2 separate regions of the Homo sapiens genome follow, and region 2 is linked to region 1. A link is an interaction called in ENCODE POLR2A ChIA-PET data of the cell type or tissue named here. Cell type or tissue: GM12878. All regions are shown on one strand. Each heading gives the region's core, and the rest is flanking DNA. Links, peaks and the distances in the headings are about the cores only.

Region 1 (12,240 bases), core at 2,603-7,602:
GGATGACCAGCTGCAAAGAAGAGCTACCCTCTCTGCTGAGAGCTGAACACTCACTGGGATGACCTGGCTGTGACTCAATAAAGCTCCTCTTTGTCTTGCTCACTCTCCATTTTTCTGCGTACCTCATTCTTCCTGGTCACAGGGCAAGAACTCGGGACCTGCCAAATGGTGAGGCTGAAAGAACTGTAACACAAACAGGGCTGAAACATGCCCCTTCTTGCCACGTTGCCAGTGAAGGGAAGGAAAGAAGAGCTGTGGCCCTTTGGGGAGTCCAGACCTGGGAGCTCCCTGAGTCAGGGTTGTGACTCCCTCTTTGGGGCCCTGCAGTTCCTGGCGTCACCAAGCTTCCAGGCACCACAGCATTCCCGTGTGCCAACCAGGCAAGCTGCTTGAGGTGCGCTTGGTCCAGGTGCAGCCTTGCAGAGAACCAGCACCTGTGCCAGCATCTGGAGCTGCCTGCCCTGCAGCAGCAGCTGGCATGTCTGACTGTGCAGTGGCCGTACTCCATGCTCACTCACACACTGCTCGCTGCTCCACACCAGGCTTGTCCTTGGCAGGCATGGGAGCTCCAGGCTGGTAGCATGAGCCAAGCGCAGCCTGCCAGGCTGAGTGGGTGGAATAAGCCCAGTGGGCCCCAGCAAAACTTAGGCAAAGGTGCCACAAGACACAGAGGTTTCTGGCCAGAAAAGGGATACCCCAAAGATCCCATAACAAAAGGATTTAGAATATTCCATAAACTTAGTTGATAAAACAACATAGGTTTTAAGAGGACTGACTCCACTTTTTTTTTTTTTTTTGAAATGGAGTCTCGCTCTGTCGCCCAGGCTGGAGTGCAGTGGTGCGATCTCAGCTCACTGCAAGCTCTGCCTTCTGGGTTCACGCAATTCTCTTGCCTCAGCCTCCCGAGTAGCTGGGACTACAGGTGCCTGCCACCATGCCCAGCTAATTTTTTTATATTTTTAGTAGAGAAGGGGTTTCACCATGTTAGCCATCATGGTCTCCATCTCCTGACCTCGTGATCCGCCTGCCTCGGCCTCCCAAAGTGCTGGGATTACAGGCATGAGCCACCGCGCCCGGCCTGACTCCACTTTTGAAAGTTCTACTGGGCTGGTCTAGGAGATCGAGACCATCTTGGCTGACATGTTCTCCCCATCTCTACTAAAATACAAAAAATTAGCCTGGTGTGGTGGTGCACACCTGTAGTCCCAGCTACTCAGGAGGCTGAGCCAGGGGAATCACTTGAACTCGGGAGACGGAGGTTGCAGTGAGCCGAGATCATGCCACTGTACTCCAGCCTGGCTGACAGAGTGAGACTCTGTCTCAAAAAAAAAAAAAAGTAAGTTCTACTGTGGGTAAAATGCTATCAAACATTGCATGCTACAGAGAAATCTTTTTTTTTTTTTTTATTTGAGATAGGCTCCCACTCTGTCACCCGGGCTGGAGTGCAGTGGTGCAATCACAGCTCACTGCAGCTTTGACCTCTTGAGCTGAAGGGATCCTCCCACCCTTAGCCTCTCAAGTAACTGGGACCACAGGCAAGTGCCACCATGAGTAGCTAATTTTTTAATTTTTATTTTTAGAGACAGCATCTCCTTATATTGCCCAGGCTGGTCTGGAACTCCTGGGCACAAGCGATTCTCCCACCTCGGGGTCCCAAAGTGCTGGGATTACAGACATGAGCCACCGTGCCTGGCCCAGAGAAATATTTTGTGGAAAGAAGGGTCAATTGATGTGGTCAATGTCATTGTTGTCTTATTTTAAGGAACTGCCACAGCCATCCCAGCCTTCAGCAGTCGCCATCCTAATCAGTCTGCAGGCCGGGCGGTAATCCCAGCACTTTGGGAGGCTGAGGTGGGCGGATCACCTGAGGTCAGGAGTTCAAGACCAGCATGGCCAACATAGTGAGACCCTGTCTCTACTAAAAATACAAAAAATTAGCTGGGCGTGGTGACGCGTGCCTGTAATCCTAGCTACTTGGGAGGCTGAGGTAGGAGAACCACTTGAACCCGGGAGGCAGAGGTTGCAGTGAGCCAAGATCGTGCCACTGCATTCCAGCCTGGGCTATAGAATGAGACTGTCTCAAAAAAAAAAAATAAACCCCAAAACAATATGAATCAGTCTGCAGCCATCAACATCGAGGCAAGACTCTGCCAGCAAAAAGAATACCACTCACTGAAGGCTCAGATGATTGTTAGCATTTTTTAGCAATAAATTTTTTTTTTTTTTTTGAGATGGGGTCTTGCTCTGTTGCCCAGGCTGGAGTGCAGTGGTGCGATCTCGGCTCACTGCAAGCTCCGCCTCCCGGGTTTACGCCATTCTTCTGCCTCAGCCTCCCGAGTAGCTGGGACTACAGGCGCCCACTACCATGCCGGGCTAATTTTTTGTTTTTTAGTAGAGATGGGGTTTCACCGTGTTAGCCAGGATGGTCTCGATCTCCTGACCTTGTGATCCACCCACCTTGGCCTCCCAAAGTGCTGGGATTACAGGTGTGAGCCACCATGCCCGATTGCAATAAAGTGTTTTTAAATGAAGGTATATACTTTTTTTTAAGGCATAATGCTATTATACACTTAATAGACTACAGTGTAACTTTTACGTGCACTGGGAAACCAAAAAAATCATGTGACTTATTATAAAGTGCAATGTGTGCTTTGTTGCGGTGATCTGGAACCAAACCCGTAATATCTCTGAGGTATGCCTGTGTGAGCCTGTGAAGCCTTCACCACAATCAAGACCGAGACTGTGAACAGACCTGTCACCCTGCTGAGGCCCTCTGCTTCTCTGGTCCCTCCCTGCCCCCAGGCAACCTCTGATCTGCTTTCTGTCACTATAGTTTGTGTTTCCTCCAAGTTTATAAACATGGACTTGCACAGTTCTCTTTTTGTCCAGCCTCCCTTGCTCAGCACGATTACTTGGAGATTCATCCACATGGTTGCATGTATCAGTTATTCATTCCTTTCCTTTTTTTTTTTGAGACGGAGTCTCACTCTTGTTGCTCAGGCTGGAGTGCAGTGGGGCGATCTCAGCTCACTGCAACCTCTGCCTCCCGGGTTTAAGCGATTCTGCTTCCTCAGCCTCCTGAGTACCTGGGATTACAGGCTCCCACCACCATGCCTGGCTAATTTTTTTTTTTTTTTTTTTTTTTTTTTGAGATGGAGTCTCGCTCTGTCCCCAGGCCGGAGTGCAGTGGCGTGATCTTGGCTCACTGCAACCTCCGCCTCCCGGGTTCAAGTGATTCTCCTGCCTCAGCCTCCCGAGTAGCTGGGACTACAGGTGAGCGCAACCACGCCCAACTAATTTTTGTATTTTTAGTAGGGATGAGGTTTCACCATGTTGGCCAGGATAGTCTCGATTTCTTGACCTCGTGATCTGCCCACCTCGGCCTCCCAAAGTGCTGGGATTACAGGCGTGAGCCACTGCGCCAGGCCAAATGCTGGGCTTTTTTTTTTTTTTGAGACAGAGTCTCTTGCTCTGTCACCCTGGCTGGAGTGCAATGGCATGATCTTGGCTCACTGCAACTTCTGCCTCCCGGCTTCAAGGGATTCTCCTGCCTCAGCCTCCCGAGTAGCTGGGATTACATGCATGCACCATCACGCCCAGCTAATTTTGTATTTTTAGTAGAGATGGGGTTTTTCCATGTTGGTCAGGCTGGTCTTGAACGCCCGACCTCAGGTGATCCACCTGCCTTGGCCTCCCAAAGTGCTGGGATTACAGGTGTGAGCCACCACACCTCGCCGATAATTGCTTTTAGATGTTACTTTTGTATTTTCCTAATGTCTAATGATGTTGAATATCTTTTCTTTTTTTCTAGAGGTGGAGTCTCGTCTTGTTGCCCAGGCCGGCCTGGAATTCCTGGGCTCAAGTGATCCTCCTGCCTCAGCCTCCCAAAGTGGTGGGATTACAGGTGTGAGTCACTGCATCTAGCCTTTTTTGAGACAAGGTCTCGCTCTGTCATCCAGGCTGGAATTCAATCTTGGCCCACTGCAGCCTTGACCTCCCAGCTCAAGTGATCCTACCACCTCAGCCCCCTGAGTAGCTGGGACCACAGGTGCAGCTGGGACCCCCTGAGTAGCTGGGACCACAGAAAACCCACAGGGTCGGTGGCTTTTCTCCCCATGTGGGGAGATGAGAGATTGTAGAAATAAAGACACAAGACAAAGAGATAAAAGACAGCTGGGCCCGGGGGACAACTACCACCAAGATGCAGAGACCGGTAGTGTCCCCGAATGCCTGGCTGTGCTGTTATTTATTGGATACAAGGCAAAAGGGGAGGGGTAAAGAGTGTGAATCATCTCCAATGATAGGTAAGGTCACGTGGGTCACATGTGCACTGGACAGGGGGCCCTTCCCTGCCTGGCAGCCAAGGCAGAGAGAGAGGGAGAGAGAGAGAGACAGCTTACGCCATTATTTCTGCATATCAGGGACTTTTAGTACTTTCACTAATTTGCTACTGTTATCTAAAAGGCAGAGCCAGGTGTGCAGGATGGAACATGAAAGTGGACTAGGAGCGTGACCACTGAAGCACAGCATCACAGGGAGACAGGCCTCCGGATAACTGCGGGCAGGCCTGACTGATGTCAGGCCCTCCACAAGAGGTGGAGGAGTAGTCTTCTCTAAACTCCCCGGGGGAAAGGGAGACTCCCTTTCCTGGTCTGCTAAGTGGCGGGTGTTTTTCTTTGGCACTGACGCTACTGCTGGAACCACGGTCTGCCTGGCAACGGGCGTCTTCCCAGACGCTGGCGTTACCGCTAGACCAAGGAGCCCTCTGGTGGCCCTGTCCGGGCATAACAGAAGGCTCGCACTTGTCTTCTGGTCACTTCTCACCATGTCCCCTCAGCTCCCATCTCTGTATAGCCTGGTTTTTCCTAGGTTATGATTATAGAGCGAGGATTATTATAATATTGGAATAAAGAGTAATTGCTACAAATTAATGATTAATGATATTCATATATAATCACGTCTATGATCTAGATCTAGTATAATTCTTACTGTTTTATATATTTTATTATACTGGAAAAGCTCATGCCCTTGGTCTCTTGCCTCGGCACCTGGATGGCTTGCCACCCGCAGTGCTCACCACCATGCTCGGCTAATTTTTTTGGATTTTTGGTAGAGATGGGGTCTCACCATGTTGCCTAGAAGAGTCTCCAGCTCCTGAGCTCTAGCCATCTGCCCACCTCAGCCTCCCAAAGTGCTGGGATTACAGGCGTGCACGACCGCGCCTAGCCAAAGGTCATTTGTTTTTTTCACATTGAGCTCTGAGAGATCTTTCTGGAGCCTGGATGTAAGTTTCTGACCCTACCAGCTTCCTCTAGCATGAGGCAGTGAGTTTCGGTTGGGGAGAGGGATGTGGCCTCCCATTCTAGGGCATGTCGTTGCGGAGTTCTCCTTGAATTCTCTCTTCCGAGTGCCCTCTGATGAGCTGGGCTCAGTGTGCTTTTGAGTTCTAGGTGCCTGTCTCATTTCCTACCTTCTTTCTATATGCTTGGCTGCCTGGGTAGGTATGGGAGGGATGGGGGAAGAGGTGCTGCCATCTCTTGACTTTTTTTTTTCTTTTTTTTTTTTGAGACGGAGTTTCACTCTGTCACACAGGCTGGAGTGCAATGGCACAATCTTGGCCCACTGCAACCTCTGCCTCCTGGGTTCAAGCGATTCTCTTGCCTTAGCCTCCCAAGTAGCTGGCATTACAGGCGCCCACCACCATGCCCGGCTAATTTTTGTAGTTTTAGTAGAGACAGAGTTTTGCCATGTTGGCCAGGCTGGTCTCAGACTCCTGACCTCAGGTGATCCGCCCGCCTTGGCCTCCCAAAGTGCTGGGATTACAGGCGTGAGCCACCATGCCCAGCCCACCTCTTGACTTTTTAGCTTCCAGATGCCTTTGAAAGCTGCAGAAAACTGGGTCTTTTCCCCAGAAAAGTAGAAACCAGACACAACCTCGAGCATGTTTTTAGGGATGCTCACAGCCTACTGAGCCAGTTCTACTTTGTTTTGGGTTAGAGATGGATGCCACATCTGCAGATCTCTGCCAAGCTGTGTGTGTTTTTCTTTAGATTTTGGGAGTGCCTTTCTGTGGCAAAGGTAAGAGCGTTTCGAGGGCTCCTGCCATGTGTCACCCACATGGCCAGTGCTTATGTAGGGAGGGGCCACAGCTTCTGGCATCCAGTTGTTAGTAGTTTATTTATTTATTTATTTTTACAGAGTCCCGCTCTGTTGCCCAGGCTGGAATGCAGTAACGCAGTGACGTGATCTTGGCTCACTGCAACCTCCGCCTCCTGGGTTCAGGTGATTCTCCTGCCTCACCTTCCCTGGTAGCTGGGATTGCAGGAGCACACCACCATGCCTGGTTAACTTTCTTTTCACTAGTGGTGGGGTTCCACCGTGTTGGCCAGGCTGGTGTCAAAACTCCTCACCTCAGATGATCCGCCTGCCTCGGCCTCCCAAGGGGCTGGGATTACAGGCGTGAACTACTCCACCCTGCCTTGTTTGTAGTTTATAACAGCTTTCCTGAGCTATAACTCTATTGAGTCTACCCTTTTTGATTGTACAATTCTGCGTGAACCTTAATGGATTCACAAGGCTGTGCAGCCACCAGCACGATTTAATTCCAGAACATTTTCATCACCCCCGGAATTAACCTGCACGCATTAGCAGTCACTCCCATTTCCCCTCCTCCAGCCCCTGCCCCCCACCAGCTGACTTTCTGTTTCTGTAGATCTGCCTGTTGTGGACATTTAATATACATGGAATCAGATGGCGTGTGACCTTTTGTGATTGACTTCTTTCACCCAGGGTGGTTTCAAGGCTGGTCCGTGCATTACTGTGGATCTGTAGGTCTTCATTTTTTATGGTCAGATAATATCTCATTGTATGGATTTATCGTATTTTGTTTACCTACCCATCCGTGGTGGACACCGGGTTGTTTCCATCCTTGGGTGGTTGTGAATAATGCTGCTATGAACATTTCTAGACATCTCGTTTTGTCAATTAAAATGATTTTTAATTTACTAGATGGGAAATAGCACCTTGTAGTTGTTTAACTTTGAGATTATTTACTCATAAGGCTAAGCTATCTGAGAAGTGCTTCCTCTTTGCGGGACCATCTGGTTGTGGCTTGAATCTGTGTTGCTGTGGAAGCCTGGTAGGTCCTCACTGATTTGGGGTGGGTGGTGGGCCTAGCACACCTGGACTGGGACCAGCTGGAAGGGTTGCTTAGGGAGGCAGCAATGCCCGCCTGGAGGGATGAGGCCAAGTCCAAAGGGCACAGTATTGGGGCCCAGGCTCATTCCTTGAGTTCCATTTGGCTGCAGCTTCTGGAGGGAGCCGACAGGAGACGTGGGGAGACGATGCTCCTGCTTCGGAGAAGCTTGTCACTAAACGTCCTCAGAAAGGAAGTCGACAGGGCCTGTTTTGGGGAGAAGGCCAAACAGTGAGTTGGGAGCTGAGAGGAACTATGGGCTATTTGGGGTCAGGGGAGGGAAGTGTGTTTGGGAGGACCTGTCCTGTGTGCCAGGGTGGGAGACGCTGTGGCTTCAAGACCCTGGCCCTGGGATGCCGGCTACTCAGGAAGATGGGCCGAGATGGGCAGCCAGGGGGCTGAGGAGGCTGATGGCCCGGGCCTGGGCCCCGGCAGGCTGCCTGGGTGGGGAGGGCTCAGGGGGCATTTTCAGCCAGGGTTAGCTGCCAGGCTTGGGCCAGACTCAGCCCTCTGACCTCCCCTCCGGGCAGACATTTTGGGTCGGTGGGATCCCTTTAGAATCCTCTCCTCTGCTGGCTTCTAGACATTAAGCATCCCTGGGCGGGGGCAGCACCAGCCTCCCTGTGGGACCCAGTGCGTGTGGGGTTTGTAAGCTGAAAATGACTTTTTCTTTCTTTTTGCACATAGGTGAGAGGACTTGTCCTTTTAGGACTTGTTATTTTTGCACATAGGTGAAAGGACATCCTTTTAGTAATAATTTACCTATTTAACTTTTACCAGAGTGACTTCCCAGGCTCAGTGCCTGCCAGCTGGTTAGATAGAATAAGCCCAGGCTCTGGCAGTTTGATAAGGGCCTTGATAAGGGCCGGCTGTTCCAGTGGGAGTGGCCTAATCAGCCCTCTCTGCCCTAACTTTCTCTTTCACAACTAAACATGTGAAACTTGCCCAGAGGCCGGCGGGTGCAGCCTGGTTGAGGCTGTGCGGCCTGCACTCTGGCTGGGGACTTTCCATTTCCCTTGCTGGTCACAGGATTCCTGGGAAAGCAGCCCTGGTGGGGGCAGCATTGGGGGAGGTTGTGGTGATAACACATCCCGCCTCCTGCACTGGGCCTCCTGTAGCCTGCACCCTGGCCGCTGTGATTGTTTGGCCTCTTTCTTTCTTCCTGACACCCAGTAGAAGGGGAGGCGGAGTGAAGAGAGTACGGGTTGGGGGGCACAGGGCCCACAGGTGGCAGCCGGCAGCCTAAGAGCCCGCGGGAGTGGAGGAAGGGTAGTGGAGTTGCTGAGCCCCAAGACAGGCATGGCATCCTCTGAAGCAGGGGTTGGGGGAAGGAAGAGGGGGAGTGGGGAAGGACAGGGGTGTGGCCTGAGGAGAGGGGAGGCTGGACCGCCTGTCCACTTTGCTTCAGCCAGGGAGCTGGCCCTTGGGACAGGCTTTAGATGCCAGCTCCATCAGCAGGATGCAGGCTTGGACCTGCTGGAGTCCTTGCTGGCCTGTGACCTTCCTCCCCTGTCTACATTTCAGGGAGCTCTAGAAGGCGGCAGTGGGGCCAGACCTGGCTTTGGCTGAGACCCTGGAGAAAGACTAGGGGGTCTTGTGCCCTGTCAGAGAAGGCAGAGCCTCATAGCCGCTTCCCTGAGGCCGCTCAGCAGCGGCCCCTCTGCCTTCCTGATCTCCTGGCATGGCAGCCAGAAGAGCTCACAGAATTACTTCTTCTGTAATTATTTATAAAGCAAGGTTTCCATGACGACCGGTTTCTGGTAGACGCTCTGGATTGGCGAGGCAGCCTCTTCCTGGCCAGATTGGGCAGCTCAGGAAGCTGGGGGTGGGGGGTGCTCCCCACCAAGCCCGGTGTGGCAGGGAGCTGGGACAGTCCTGGGTCAGGCAAGGACTCTGTGATGCTTCCCTGCTCCCTCGCCTTTCTCTGCATCTGATCCTGGGATGTCCTAGCCACCATGGCTTTCCAGCTGAGCAGGTACTGCCAGTCATGGGCATGTCTAGGCCGTGCAGGGGCCACTGTGGGTGGATTGTTTAGGGACATTTGGAAGGGAAGGGTGGGTAGAGGGGACTCGGCCCCTGTGCCCAGCAGGCTGGCTGGTGTCATGCAGCCAGGAAGGGCAGTAGGGCACCCACCTGGCCTGGCTCTTACTGACCCCCAAGATTAGGTGGTCAGCCGAAGCTGGGATAGGAAGTGCAGGCCTGCGTGAGCTGGGGTCCCCTGACGGACCAGGGCACTCCCCTGCCTGCTCTAGTCCCCAGGGAGGAAGGCACCTGGTTTTCTTTCCAGCCTTGCTCCTGTGGCTTCCCTCTGCTCCCTTCAGCTGGGCTGGGTTCACTGCGGTTTCCCAGCGCTGCTGAGCTTCCTACCTGCGGTGGAGGGGGGGTCTGTGGGCTGCACAAGGAGCCTCCTGGGTCAGTCCCCTGCCCCTGGCCAAAATGGAGGCTGGGAGCTCAGGGCCATTGTTGGCCTCTTCCCCCGTCCTGCTTGGGGGCCTGCAAGTGCTGCTGGAACTTTCCTTGGCACAGCCCTTCCTCCCACCCTTCCCTCTTCTGGAGATGCAGTGGCGTGTCTGTGGGTTGAAGGGACTTCGCCGGAACTGCCTTAGGCAGCAAGTCAAAGAGGAGAAGCAGGGGCCAGACTCTGTGACTCACGCCTGTAATCTCAGCACTTTGGGAGGCCGAGGCAGGTGGATCAACTGAGGTCAGGAGTTTGAGACCAGCCTGGCCAACATGGTGAAACCCCCGTCTCTACTAAAAAATACAAAAATTAGCCAGGCATGGTGGCACGCACCTGTAATCCCAGCTACTTGGGAGGCTGAGGTAGGAGAATCACTTGAACCCGGGAGGTGGAGGTTGCAGAGAGCCAAGATCACGCCACTGCATTCCAGCCTGGGTGACAGAGCGAGACTCCCTCTCAAAAAAAAAAAAAAGAGGAGAAGCAGGGCTGCTTGAGCTTCTGTTTGGCAGAGTCCCCCATGGAAAGAGGAGGCATTTATGTGTGCTTGTGCCTGGACTTTGAGGCCCCACACCCATCCACGTGCCTGTTTTGTCCCTCAAGGCTGCCTGGTGTGAGGCCCCCGCCCCCCATGCCATAAGGAGACCCGCTTCTCCTTTCCTTCCGGGAAGGGCAACCCCTGTCCCTTGTCTACTCCTGGCCAAGGCAGCCTCTGCTGAGCTCCTGAAGGAAGCTCCGAGTGTCTGCAGGCCCCAGGTGGTGGCCCCCAGCCATGAGTGGCATCTGCAGCCCTATGACTGGGGACAGTCTGCCCAGACACCTCTGTCCCACCCAGCTTTCCAGCTGAGGTGAGGGTGGAGCACACGCACCTGGTGCTTGACCTCTGGTTTGAGGCCTTTGTCAGAAGGGGGCAGTAATGAGCCGCCTGCCCTGCAGGCCCCGTGTGGGCCTGACCTGCCTATACCCCAGACCCTTACCTGGCTGTGCACCTTCAGGTGGGCACTTTAGCTTCCACCATGGAGTAAAGGAAGCAAGGCTCACCTACCCCTGGTTACCCTGGGTTTCACGTAGTAATGTTTTCATTTTAGCACTGACTTTTTTTTTTTTTGAGGCGGAGTTTCGCTCTTGTTGCCCAGGCTGGAGTGCAATGGCGCGATCTTGGCTCACCACAAACTTCGCTTCTTGGGTTTAAGCGATTCTCCTGCCTCAGCCTCCCAGGTAGCTGGGATTACAGGCATGTGCCACCATGGTTGGCTAATTTTGTATTTTTAGTAGAGACAGGGTTTCTCCATGTTGGTCAGGTTGGTCTCAAACTCCTGACCTCAGGTGATCCACCTGCCTCAGCTCCTAAAGTGCTGGGATTACAGGCGTGAGCCACTGCGTCCAGCCACAAAAGTGTAGTCGTCGTCGTCCTTTTTTTTTTTTTTGAGACACAGTCTCACCCTGTGGCCCAGGCTGGAGTGCAATGGCATGATCTTGGCTCACTGCAACCTCCGCCTCCTGGGTTCAAACAATTCTCCTGCCTCAGCCTCCCAAGTAGCTGGGATTATAGGAGCCTGCCACCACGCCCAGCTATTTTTTTTCTATTTTTAATAGAGACGGGGTTTCACCATGTTGGCCAGCCTGGTCTCAAACTCCTGACCTCATGATCCGCCCGCCTCGGCCTCCCAAAGTGCTGGGATTACAGGTGTGAGCCACTGCGCTTGGCCAGCACTGACATTTTTGTGTCAGAGTCAGAGACACTGGTGACACTCCCAGCTGGTCGTGTGCTGGGCTGTGGAAGGGGCAGGCAGGGTTCAGTGCCCTGCAGGGCTGCTGCCAAGGTCACCGCACAGGGGCCTGTCCAGGGCTGGCCAGGTGTGGGTGGCAGGTGCTGAGCTGGGCTGAGGGTGCTGAGCGGGGCTGAGGGTGCTGAGCTGGGCTGAGGGTGCTGGGCAGGGCTGAGGGTGCTGAGGGTGCTGCCGCTGCTGCCTCGGGGCTCCCCTGTGCCACTCAGTGCTGCTTTCTTTGGGAGCATCAGAGACCTCCGGGCATGGCCACAAACCAGGTGGCAGGTGACAACCGGAAGCAGTTTCCTCAGGCTGGAGACCAGCGGTGGGCAGGGCCATGCTCCCGAAGGTTTGACGGGAGGCTGCTCCCGTCTCTGCCTTCATCTTCACCTGGACCTCCTGTGTCTCATGTCGAGACTTCCCTGTTCCTATAAGGACACCAGTCATTGGGTTAGGGCCCTTCCTAAGGCACGGCGACCTCATCTTGATTGTATCTGGATGCAAAGAACTCTTTTCAAGTAAGGTGACATTCATAGTTTCTGGGGGTTCGTTCTCAAACACATCTTTTGGGGGACACAATTCAACCCAGTACTCAGGCTCCATGTGGCTTAGGTGGGACTCCACCTTGAGAGGACCCCAGGGCACAGGAGGCATGGCCAGCCCTCAAGGTGAGGCCAGGGGGCAGGAGCGGCTCCCCTCCCTGCCAGGCTCCCCTCAATTGTTCCAGGCGCCTCACTCCCGCTGCGGAACAGGCTCGGGCTGTCCTGCGAGGATGTGGGCTGGACCCCAGGGCCGCTGCTGTAGGCGCTCTTGGGATGAGT
Region 2 (12,240 bases), core at 4,732-9,731, 460 kb before region 1:
TCCTAGCTACGCGGGAGGCTACGGCAGGAGAATGGCGTGAACCCGGGAGGCGGAGCTTGCAGTGAGCGGAGATCGCGCCACTGCACTCCAGCCTGGGCGACAGAGCGAGACTCCGTCTCAAAAAAAAAAATAAAAAATAAATAAATAAAAAAAGAATCAAAACTATCAAAATACACGTAGGAGAAAACTTTTTTTAAAAAAAGGAATCAAAACTACTTTCCTAAGAAATGAGTGTCTGCCACTTTTTAAAAAATCATAATGCAAAATTAGATTAACTTTGTTACAACATTTTAAAATCAGATGAAGAAGCCAAACAATTCTATAAAACGAAAGGATTAGAACTAAATAGCTACAAGATCTTGGAAAAGTCAACTTGATATTGCTCTGTGGGACAAAATGAGGGATTATGGGACTCAAAGTCGGGCTGCAGCGGCTGAACTCCCCCGTCCCCCACTTCCCGGCTCTGACTGCGGGTACATTAGTTAACATATCCATGGCTTCAGTTTCCTCATCTATAAGATAAGGATAGTCAAATAATCTATCTCATAGGATTAACTGAAAGATTAAATGTGATGATTCATGTAAAGGACTCACTAGTGCCTAGCATACAAAGGATGTTCAATACATACTGGCTTCCATAATTAGTGCAGCCATCATCACCTTCACTCCTTGTGTCATCTTTACCACCTGAGGACCAGTATTGGTGGCTGCGGGAGCACAATCTAAAATTGATTTGGTTTCAGATGTAACATTTAATTTATTCTGCAATTGCAAATAACATCCAAGAAGGGAAAGGATTTTAGGTATTCCAATGGGTTAGAAAAGGTTAAAAGTAGCTTAAGTAGGTCCAACGATCTCTCTTACCTTCTTAGAGTCTTCCTTTTAGTGACTTTCAGCTTCACCAAACATTTGCATATGAATCCACAATATTAAGACTATATTAACTCTTTTTAATTCAAAACTACATTACAGGCCAGGAACGGTGGCTCACACCTGTAATCCCAGCACCTTGGGAGGCTGAAGCGGGTAGATCACCTGAGGTCAGGAGTTCGAGACCAGCCTGGCCAACAGGGCGAAACCCCATCTCTACAAAATTATAAAATACAAAAATTATCCAGGTGTGGTGGCACATGCCTGTAATCCCAGCCACCCAGGAGGCTAAAGCACAAGAATCACTTGAACCTGAGGGGTGGAGGTTGCAGGGAGCTGAGATGACACCACTGCATTCCAGCCTGGGCAACAGAGTGAGACTCTGTCTCCAAAAAAAAAAAAAAAAAAAAAAACTACGTTACAGAATAGACTTGCTGTAGTTTAGGTTTGTAGGCCTTTGATTAAACTCCTATAGAGTAAACAATAGAATGAAAGTTCCTAAGAATTAACAAGCAACACAGATGCAATTAAGCTCAGAGACAGGCTCTATCAAGTATGCTCTCTTGACCAAAAAATAACTACTGTCTACCTACACTCCCTCATCTCTAAAAGGAAATGTTACCCACCTTGCAATACTATTTTAAGGCTTACAAATAATTATATAAAATACCCAGTCAGTAGTAAAGAACAGGTGCTCAATAAATGGTAGGATGGGGCCGGGTGCAGTGGTTCACGCCTGTAATCCCAGCACTTTGGGAGGCTGAGGTGGGCGGATCACAAGGTCAAGAGATGGAGACCATCCTGGCCAACATGGTAAAACCCTGTCTCTACTAAAAATACAAAAATTAGCTGGGCATGGTGGCACGCACCTGTAGTCCCAGCTACTTGGGAAACTGAGGCAGGAGAACCGCTTGAACCCGGGAGGCGGAGGTTGCAGTGAGCCAAGATCATGCCACTGCACTCCAGCCTGGTGAAAGAGTGAGACTCCACCTCAAAAAAAAAAAAAAAAAAAAAAAAGGATGGAATGAGCACAATCTCACTCACAACACACACAGTATAAAAGGTTTTTTCAAACAATCACAAATATTTAAACACAGGTCTGAGTAAAGGAATTCCTTATTAGTATAGAGGAGTCACATTATACCCAGAAATTCAACTGTACACATCCAGCAGAGAGAGCGAGCGAGCACACACGAACATGGAGAACAGAGAAAGATGACAGTTGACATTTCATACAGGCAGCTCGAGCCACCAGTCTTACTTTGTGAACATATGCTGTACAGGGAGTGAGATGGAAAACACAAATCTACTGTGCTCTCAACTGTGCGCATTCCCACACGCCTCTTCCAGTGTGAGCCCCTTCAGTGGGATCTAAGAAATAGAGTTTTTGTACAACACAGCTTCTAAATACAAGCCAACTACTTCATGTGGTCCTCATCCAAAACACAGAAATCTATTCCAACTCTGGAAGGAAAACGGGCTCTTAATAAGGGCAGTCTGACTAAACTTTACTTTATGAGCAAGTCAAGGGATTTCACGGGCAATTTTGACTAAATATGATTTAGCATGACATAGGACCACAAAGCCCCAATGAGAAACAAGTCCACTGAACTACGTTTCCTTCAGGTTTTCATGTCAACATGAAGAATGGCAGGCTGAAGAACGTAAGAAAATGCCAATTCCCAGCTAGATCAAAGAAGTGCTTTAGTAACACCGCTGATTGCTTTATTCCACCTATATTACCAAAGCCAGTTTAAAAAAAAAAAAATAGCAGGTTATCATCGCCACATAACATTCTGCAGAATTAACAATTCGTAGGGTAAGTCTTCGCTGTCACACTTAATATTCCTCTATTTTTCCAAAGCCAAAAAATAAAACAAGAAAAAAGTCAAGGTCCTCTACAGAGAAATGAGTCAACCTGTAAATTCAGTTCCCTCATAGGAGCTTTTGTCAGCTGAGCTGACAATTAACTGAAAGAACAGCCCATCCCAAGGGAAAGGGTGCTGCATGGCTTCACCCATCAGCTGTGCCACCTCCTGCTGCCTCCACCCTTCAGAACATACGCTCCTCTACCTAGATTTCAGCATGAGTGATAGCTGATGCAAAACAATCCACGTTTTCCCATCTAGATCCTCAAATTTGCATTACACCAGTGAGAGAATGGGATGCATTTTCCTCTCTGTAATCTGAATTATGGCAGCCTCTGGCCTCCAAGGGAGTATGTGGACTGAGGTCCAGAAAGAAAATAAGGAAAAACTTCTCATTTTTTTCTTTTAATCTCATCCTCTATAAAAATTCTTTATCGGATGCTTTAAAACGTATCTAATATACTAGTAAGGTGCAACATGTAAATAATTTAGAGGTTTTATTAAACATGTGAAAGTTGAAGGGTTATGCTGAAAAGTTTCAAAAAGTTTTGAAGCCACTGATGGAAATAATCTACCAACTAAATTCCCAGCACTGCTACATCCAGCTTTATAAGACTCTTCAGGCCACTGATTTTAATTCACTAAGCAATTTCTGGTTTCAAATATAATGTCAAATCATAGTTAAAATAAACTGCCACAAGACATGGGTCCATGGGAAAAAATAAAATAAATAAGCTGCCAATTCCACAGGAAATATAATATGGAAAAATACATACTTATTATGGGTTGGGTTACATTTATAAATAAACTAGAACTAACGTGTATAATAATTTGGTATCAAATCTACGTTTCAGGGAATACTAAGAAATACACTGAGTTTTTAAATAATTCATAATCAAGTTCCGACTTATTAAATGGCTTCCAAATTATATAATACTATTTTGCTGAAAGAGTAACAAACTATGATTAAGACTAATTTTAAGCATATCTACTTCATTTTCACGTCTAAAAATGTCTGAAATAGTTAATAAATAACTGGTTAAACAGCAGGCCTCTAAACTAGCAAACATTTGTCAAAGCAAAAACATTCTGTCTGACGGGAAAATGTAATTTATGAAAATGATCAAAACATAGAGTCCTTCAAAGAATTTTACAATCAGTTGAGACAAGTTAACAAAGCTGTAAGGTTCCAGTGAGTATTTAAATCTAACCTGTGATAAGGAAAGAGACTTTTATCCACATAACCTCCCACCACGCAAAACAAAAGCATTCTGAATCAGGAAGTAGTTAGCGCCAAAGAATCTTTAAAAAATAAGGCTCAATAGGCAGCACTATTTTCTTCTTGTGTCTTTTAACAGAACTGAGTGTCCAATAAGGATAGGGTGCTAAATTTGCTTTAACTTGGACATCAATGTTGAGCCAAGGCACACAAATGGAACTTGGCAAAACCAGCAACCCCAGCCATCTGAATTAAAGGAATATAACTCCCAAATTGATGGACGTATACCCAATTCTCATCACCACACTAAACGGGTATTACCTTAAATTGAAATATTCAGATTTCAAAATAAAAAAGATGACAAAGCAATCCACTCCTAACAGTAAGACTCCTGGATTAAAATTTACCAAAAAAGGAAACATCATCCAAGATGATTAACTTTTTTCATTCTACTTCATAAATCTACTTTCTAATTGGATGCTAAATACATAATCTACTGTACAGCCTTCAATCTTAATAAAAATTCTTAGCATTAAGCAAACTTTCTTCATTAGAAAGGACGAAAAGCTGTTTCACTCCTATGAAACCTGCCCTTTCCAACTCTACAAAAATTCACATTGTCAAGACACTACACATTCTGTGGAACAGTGGGACTGTATATTTATTAATTCATGAAGACATAACAACTAACGTTTAACTGGCATGCAGGCAGGGTTAACCACTAAATGCAAGACACTAAAATGCAAGAAAACACAGACAGAAACTCATGCTACTTTAGTTAAGTCAACGTGCACATTGTGTATCTTTCAATGCAAGCCAAGCAGATCAGAGACAGATCAAAAAACATGTTGGTTGGTTTCTGTCAAATCCAGATTAAATAATGTCATTTACAATTTCCTAGATCAGTATTTTAAATTTAAAGCTAACATAAAGTAGGACTATGTGAAGCAACCTAAAAAATTTGCCCTTAAAATAATTATACCCTTAAAAAAAGAAACTTATCTACCTCATTAGTGTTCCAGCGGTGCCTCTCTTTTGGTAAACTTGAACATTTCGGCAGACATTCAAGCAGCTTTTTCGGTAAAAAGATTTTTACATGACTACTATTGCTGTTCCCATGATCATCTACAAAGAAGAAAACAATAAATTTAGAGAAAATAATAGATAAAATCTCCTTTAAAGTACACTGACAAAGTCAGAAATAGCAGCTCAGTTTAGTCAATGTGAGACCAAGAGCATCAGAGGCCCCACTATTCCTCTTAGTTAATAATACTCATTTACCCATTTATCAGATTGATGGCAGCAGGAATCTGGTCAAGAGGATTTAAAACAGGATCGGGCTTGTGCTCCCTGACATGTGAGTGAACAGGGAAAATCCCCGCAGCTGCCCATAACCGAAAGTTATTTTAAAAGGTTCTTTCCCCATGTTTTGATGAAGCACATAAAAATTATAAAATTAACCTCACAAAGCCCAAAAATCTTTTATTAAGCAGTTGAAAAAATGTTAAGTTTCTTAGGTAAGAAGAATTATAGTAATATATGACTATTTTGTTCGTAAATACTACTTCATCCCCTAGACTATAAAAGAGATTTATCCTTTCAAAAGCAAATCACAAATCTTATAAATATAAGGGATTTAAGCCTGCAGTTAGCTACTCAGGTAATACAGAAGCTGGCCTTTCTAGGTCTGAACATAAAATCATCATTTTAATTAACTTGATTTACATATACATATCTACATAATTAATGTATTTCATCAAAATGTAACTCTTCTAAATGAGTTAGAGAAAAAATAATTACTTTCAGACTAGATGGTATGTCTGACTACCTAATAATCAGTCTACCTGATGATTTCTAGAAGAGATCATTTCCTTTATATAACATTTATTTCACTCATTTGTTTGCTTACATATCATTTATTTTTTCACTCCTATAACAAAGTTTCTTTGCCTGACTCAAAATTTCTCACAAGCTTTGGCACATTTAGGTCAAAGTTACAAATTATTCATCCCAGGCTTTTTATGCTACATAAGATCCCCAATATACAAAGGGTACACATAACTAGGTACTAAGGAGCTGCACATTAAAACATCAAAGACTTAATTTGCTCCAGTAAGTCACAGTTGAAACAACTTTTCATGATATAATAAGGTTTTATAACACTGAACTCAGAGTCAAGAGTCCAAGATCTGGCCCAGTTCTGCTACTTTCTAATTGTGTGACCTTGGGTAAGTTACTTAATAGTTTCAGTTTTCCCAAATCAACAAGATTAGATTATCTCTAATTCTTCTCCAGACACAAATCCCTATAAAATTTACTGTCATTAAATAACTTAATAGGCCTTACAATTAAGCAACCTTACATAAGTATACAGGCATTGGTTAATAATCTTAAAAGTGAAATACAACAATATCTTTTTCCAGTTATTTACTACGGCTTTGTTCAGTACAGTCTATTTTTTTGAACAGATGAAAAACATCAAAGAACAAAAAATATTTTCTAAGGTCACAAAATCCTCTCCAAACATTTTTCATCTGATTAACACACTTCTTCTCAAGGAAAAGATCTTAAAAGGAAAATATTGGGCATAGAAATAAAGTCTAAAAAATTTACTACATCATATAGAAAGATTTTATGGAGATGAACTTAAGAGAGTTTTGGCATACTAAATCTTTTTTGGTCCATGAACTACATAACCAATTGAATTATAATACCCATCCTCTATTTCTATAAGCAGTATAAAAACTTTAAAAACCTAAAAACTGACTGCTTTCAAGAATTTCAAATTTTAATTTAATAGGAAAATAAGATTAAACCTTTCAAAAAATCTTCCTGTGAAACCAAAAGGAAACTGTTCAACTAAAAGAAAGTTCATAGAAAGTTCTGTATGAATTACACACTATAAAACCTCGGTAATCTTATGTGCTTATGCTCCCTGCACTTCATCCTCCCGAGGGAGGTTCCACGGGCCATAAAACTTTAAAGCAGAGAATACCAGATCACGTGAGCCTTTACCTCCCTTCTCTCTTCCCCTAAAGTACTTTTATTTCCATTTTTTAAAATCCCCCATGATATGTACAATTCTGAAAATAGAGGTGAAATTCTAAAATCTATACTCAATTCAAATATTCAACATTTACAGGTACCTTTTATGAAAACGGCACTATACTGGTTGCTCAATGGATGGGCTTGCTCTGAATTGTATATGAATAGCCATATCTCTGAGAAAGCTATCAGTTTGAAGTACAATTCTGAACACTTACGAGCAGAGTTTTAAACCCCAGCTTCTATGTTTGTGATCACAATCTGATGTTAATTTTCTGTTCTTTTAGCCTCTTCGAGGAACCCAGCTACTGTGCGGTATATAAAGAGTGTGCGTGTGTGTGTGTTTGTGTGTGTGTGTGTGTGTGTGTGTGTGTGTGGTATTTATGTAATAAAGGTACTCTTCTCAACAGCACAATTAACTGCTATAGAAAAGGCTTCAGTCTTCCACTCTGATACCAAATCAGGCAGTGGTAAATGTGACCAAAGGGCAGGGCTGTGTAAGCACTCTCTCAATCTAGTTTCTAAACATTACACTTTACACGGAGGTGTGGCCACAGAGTCAAAAGGAACAGGAATATGACTGGCCAGTGGGTTCCCCTTGATCAGTTTTTAAAGTGTACCATTTCCAGAATTTTAGGTTCACGCTGAATATAAACTGGATGTTTTTAAGAAACATAACAATGGGTAAATTTTCCTACTACATTATAAGGATTGCGAGTTTAATACTGAGAAAAGAATTACTGGAATTTCAAATAGGCAAAATGTTAAAACTCATATTTTTAAATTTCAGTGTTTCTACAGGTGAAGTGGGATACAGAGAAACTTTGATTTTACACTGGAAAAGAACTTTACATGGCTATACTGCATAAAAATCTGTTTTTAAATTAAAATCTGCTTTTTAATGTTTTGGGATAACTAAGAATGATAAAATAACTAAACACATGCACCAGTTTTCAAATCCTAATAATAGTATCTTGAGTGAACAGTAAAATTAAGGCATATACTGGTTTCCACTGCATTATTCAGTATTCAATACAAATAGTTGAACTTTGACACTGAAAAGTGGGAGTGTCAACCAAATGACAGTAAAACACTTCATTATCATTATCTAACAAAATATATGTGTATGGTATTAGACTTTACAAAATAATTTTCTAACCTACTTCACAATAAAAAAATAACTAGTGAGGCTCTTGAAAATGACAGATGATTTGCTTGACTGACAACTCTAATTCTAAAGAACGAACCATCCTTTCTAGTCAACCTACAAGGTGTAGTATAATATAACTTTCCAATATGCAAAAAAATGCTCATTCACTTAGACAAAAAGCAGAATTACTGTTTTCATGTTTTGTTTCAAAAAAATGAGATTCACATTGCCAAATCCTTTACTTAAATCCAAAGAAATGTATTTGACCTTTTCCTTCGAAAATTCTGTGACTTCTGCCAAGGTAAATTATAACTATATTAACTAATCTAGAAATGATACATTCATTTTACTTTGATTCATAATAAAAAATAATGTTGGTTCTATGAATAATGATGAACACTGTTATTCATTCAAGTTGATTACGATTAATCTTTCAAACTCTAGACCAAACTGTTCAAACAGTTTGGTATAACAGTGTATCAAATTGCTAAATCTTATTGGGAATATCTTTGATCAACAACATGGAGTAGTAAAATCAAAAGGAAGCTCTACAATTTTCTGTTTAGCTCTAATTATTATGTGCTTAGATTTAATTAGTAGGATAGGAACTGAAAACATAAACATATATTGTTATATTCAAGTCAGCATAATGCTCACAGCAGCAAATACAGCCATTACTAACCTAAGGCCTTCAAATCACCATATATCCAAAATACATATTAATTAAGCACTATGTGCCAAACACTGATCTGATTTTGCATTATTCTTTTCCAAAGTCTCCAAAGTGAATTAAACCCAGTAGTAATTCTACAAAAGATTTTTAAAAGGTTAAAGAAACAGAAACTAACAGCTTTTTAAGTAGAAAAATATAATTAGTTTTGCTATTTAACAATCCCCTTCTTGTTCTTAGAGTTGTGTGATGATCAACTTACCGCTTCTATTTTTAGGTAGCCCAGATTTACCTTTTTCCTGTTGATCATATTACAAAATCTCGGGTCCAGGCTTAGGTCAAATCATAACTCAGGTTCAATAAACTTCTCACTGTTTATCTACATTTACATTTTCAATCTAAAAATATGTATGAGGGAACAGATAAAGTGAGGGCACAGCAGCCCTGTAAGCCATCACTTCAATTTGGGTTTTGGGACATTCTCTCCTCCTCTACTTCATTCAATTCCAACTGGAGGTACATGTGATTAAGTAAATCTATTTTCCATTATTTATTAGGGAGTAAGCACTTGTGGGACTCTACTGTGTATCAGGCACCCAGAAAGGATCTTACATTGCACTCTTTCATTTAATCCTCACGATAAAACACAAGGGCTTAATTACTCCCATTTTACAGAGGAGGAACATGAGGCTCAGATTAATTTGCCCAAGATCCACAGCTGCTGAGTGGCTCAGCTGGGATTCAAACATGACCTGTGGCTTTTCCCAAAATACCACACTGCTCCTACTCTAAGTCACCTGGTATTGGACACTAGAATTACAGAAGTGTTGTATTAGTATCAAACATTTGTTAAGTGCTTTGATTTCTCCGTGTGATTAAATCTTTTGCCTTTTTTCATCTCCACAGAAACTTTATGAGGAGAGCATTCTTTTTGCTACCCCAGAAGGATTAAGTAACTCATCTAAGATCACACAGCAGTTAAGTGCAGAACCCAGGTCTTCTGAGTCCGGGCTGAAGGCTGTTTCCACTGTACTAGATGATAATTACTGCCACTGCCAAGCCCACCCCTTCCTGTAAGTCAAAAGCTTTTTCAAATCCTACCTTCTATAGGTGGCACGGTGTTGAGAACACAGTAGGTGCTAGTTCCGCAGAATACACTTTGGGAAACGCTCTAAGGAAACAGAAAATAAAATGTAAAACTAATCTTTCAAAAAGATATAATCTGGCTCTTCTGTGATATTCCTGCCAAGATGCAAAACCTGAATCTAATCATGAGGAAACATCAGACAAATCCAAATCAAGGAACATTCCACAAAATGACTGGCCTGCAATCCTCAAGAGTGTCAAGGTCATGAAAGTCTAAAAGGACTGAAAACTCTTCTGTATTAAGAGATTGAAGAGACAACCAGTTATGACCCAAGGTTCTGATTAGATATTTTTCTACAAAGGCCATTGCTGGATCAACTGGCAAACAGCAACAGGACTTTAGGACTGGAGAGTAGGAATGTCTCAGTGTTAACTTCCTGGTTGTGATTACTGTTCTTGTGGTTATGGAGGAGAATGTTCTTGTTTGTAGGAAGTACATGATCAAGTATTTGAGAGTGATGGAACTTATCAGCAATTTATCCTCAAATGGCTCAGGGGGAAACCGTTCTTTGCACTGCAAGCTTAAGGCTGCTTCAAAATTTTAGATACATATGTGAGAAAAGGTCTGTGCTGATGAACATGCATAACTTGTGTAATTTGTTTAAATGGGAAGTATGTGTGCTGTACATAGAGGAAATTTTTGCTAAGAACCAATGTCATATTCATTTTGAAGCTCAGTCAACACCAACAACATTTTTAACCATTTCCCAACAATAAACCCAACACCCGACTCACCCAAAAAATGTGCAGAGCGCCAACTAGTATTATGGCATGGCAAGTAAATCAAGGGGAATTCCGTTAACAGGAAAGAAACAAGGTCTCTGGCTGTCAGGCTGCTTCACTCAGATAAAATTAAAGATTTCACCTAAAACCTACACAACGGTAACTTTTTAAAAAAAAAGAAAATTTTTTGAATATTGACGGCCAATTATTTTCAGTCCTAAAAATATCTTTTTTGTTTGGCTGCAGTATTAAATAAAATTTTAGATTATTCATCCTACATTATAAACCACATATTTATACACTTAGAAAACCAAAGATAGTTTACAAGTTCAACAACCACCCTCAACATTTTATATTTAAAAGCTACCAGGCATGGTGGCTTGTGCCTGTAGTCTCAGCTACTCAGGAGGCTGTGGTAGGAAGATCGCTTGAGCCCAGGACTTTTAAGGCTGCAGTGAACCATGATAACACCACTACACTCCTGCTCCAGCCTGGGCAACAGAACAAGGCCTCATCTTTAAAAATAATAATAATAAATAAATAAATAAATGTGGTGGCTCATGCCTGTAATCCCAACACTTTGCGGAGCCAATGCGGGTGGATTATTTGAGCTTAGGAGTTAAAGACCAGCCTGGATAACATGGCAAAACCTCACCTCTACCAAAGATACAAAAATTAGCCAGGCATGGTGGCAACACACCTATGGTCCCAGATACCTGGGGGGACTGAGGTAGGAGGATTGCTGGAATCCGGGAAGTTGAGGCTGCAGTGAGCCATGATCACACCACTGCACTCCCGCCTGGATGACAGAGTGAAACCCTGTCTCAAAAAATTAATTAATTAAAATAAAATATAAAGAGTTCAGTTCTAACATTTACTAGCTGTCCTTAGGAAAGTAATTCAACCTCTCTGTACTACCTCATCCAAAAAGGGCGGGTGGATACTTCTCTCTCCTTCTCTCTGAGGCAGGAGGAGGATTAGGTAATACATACCCAAGTGCTTTCAATTCAAAGGTACCACCCAAATACAAAACACTATTGTTACCATAGTTAATGAGGGTGAGCTTTAACAATGTTAACATTTTCTAAGAACAAACAGGATTGCCTGAGTTATTTATTTGTTGTTATTTGTTTGTTTGTTTGTTTTGAGACGGAGTCTCACTCTGTTGCCCAGACTGGAGTGTAGTGGTGGGATCTCAGCTCAGTGCAACCTCTGCCTCCCAGGTTCAAGTGATTCTCCTGCCTCAGCCTCCTGAGTAGCTGGGATCACAGGTGTCCGCCACCATGCCTGGCTAATTTGTGTATTTTTAGTAGAGATGGGGTTTCACCATATTGGCCAGGCTGGTCTCGAACTCCTGACCTCAAATGATCTGCCAGCCTCGGCCTCCCAAAATGCTGGAATTACAGGCATGACCCACCGCGCCTGAGTTTTTTATGCCAAAAAATGTTGCAATCTGACTAAAGTTGACTTCCAAGAATTATTAATTTTCCTCTCCCTTATGCCCATGATCAAGTGCTTCAGAAGTCAAATTGTTTTCAGGGTCCATATA

What was found. ChIA-PET counts read pairs that join two places held together with the same protein. Peaks named below come from ENCODE experiments on the same cell type or tissue, not always from the same donor. Only the 100,000 strongest peaks of a DNase experiment are listed, where the experiment ranks them.
Region 2: POLR2A ChIA-PET joins it to region 1 with 6 read pairs; 2 of 35 experiments call an interaction of 5 or more read pairs at or near these places.

The regions. Positions count from the first base shown.
Region 1 is chr1:6,355,756-6,367,995 of GRCh38, reverse strand. All of the region lies in intron 1 of ACOT7 (acyl-CoA thioesterase 7), which reads left to right. Among named protein-coding and RNA genes, the nearest start is that of ACOT7, 32 kb to the left of the region's middle. RefSeq lists enhancers at 1-277, 2,950-3,449, 7,889-7,938, 8,639-8,868, 8,889-8,938 and 2 more. In GM12878, for the core only: a CTCF peak has its summit at 4,778 (motif pointing left); no DNase peak of the experiment used is centred there; H3K4me3 peaks cover 5 bases; H3K27ac peaks cover 570 bases.
Region 2 is chr1:6,817,934-6,830,173 of GRCh38, reverse strand. CAMTA1 (calmodulin binding transcription activator 1) reads right to left here. Exons shown (of 23, transcript NM_015215.4): 2 at 9,924-9,993; 3 at 4,964-5,082. LOC124903832 (a long non-coding RNA gene) reads right to left here and starts at 1,357. Exons shown (of 2, transcript XR_007065449.1): 1 at 630-1,357. In GM12878, for the core only: no CTCF peak of the experiment used is centred there; DNase peaks (open chromatin) are centred at 7,503 and 9,173; H3K27ac peaks cover 2,138 bases.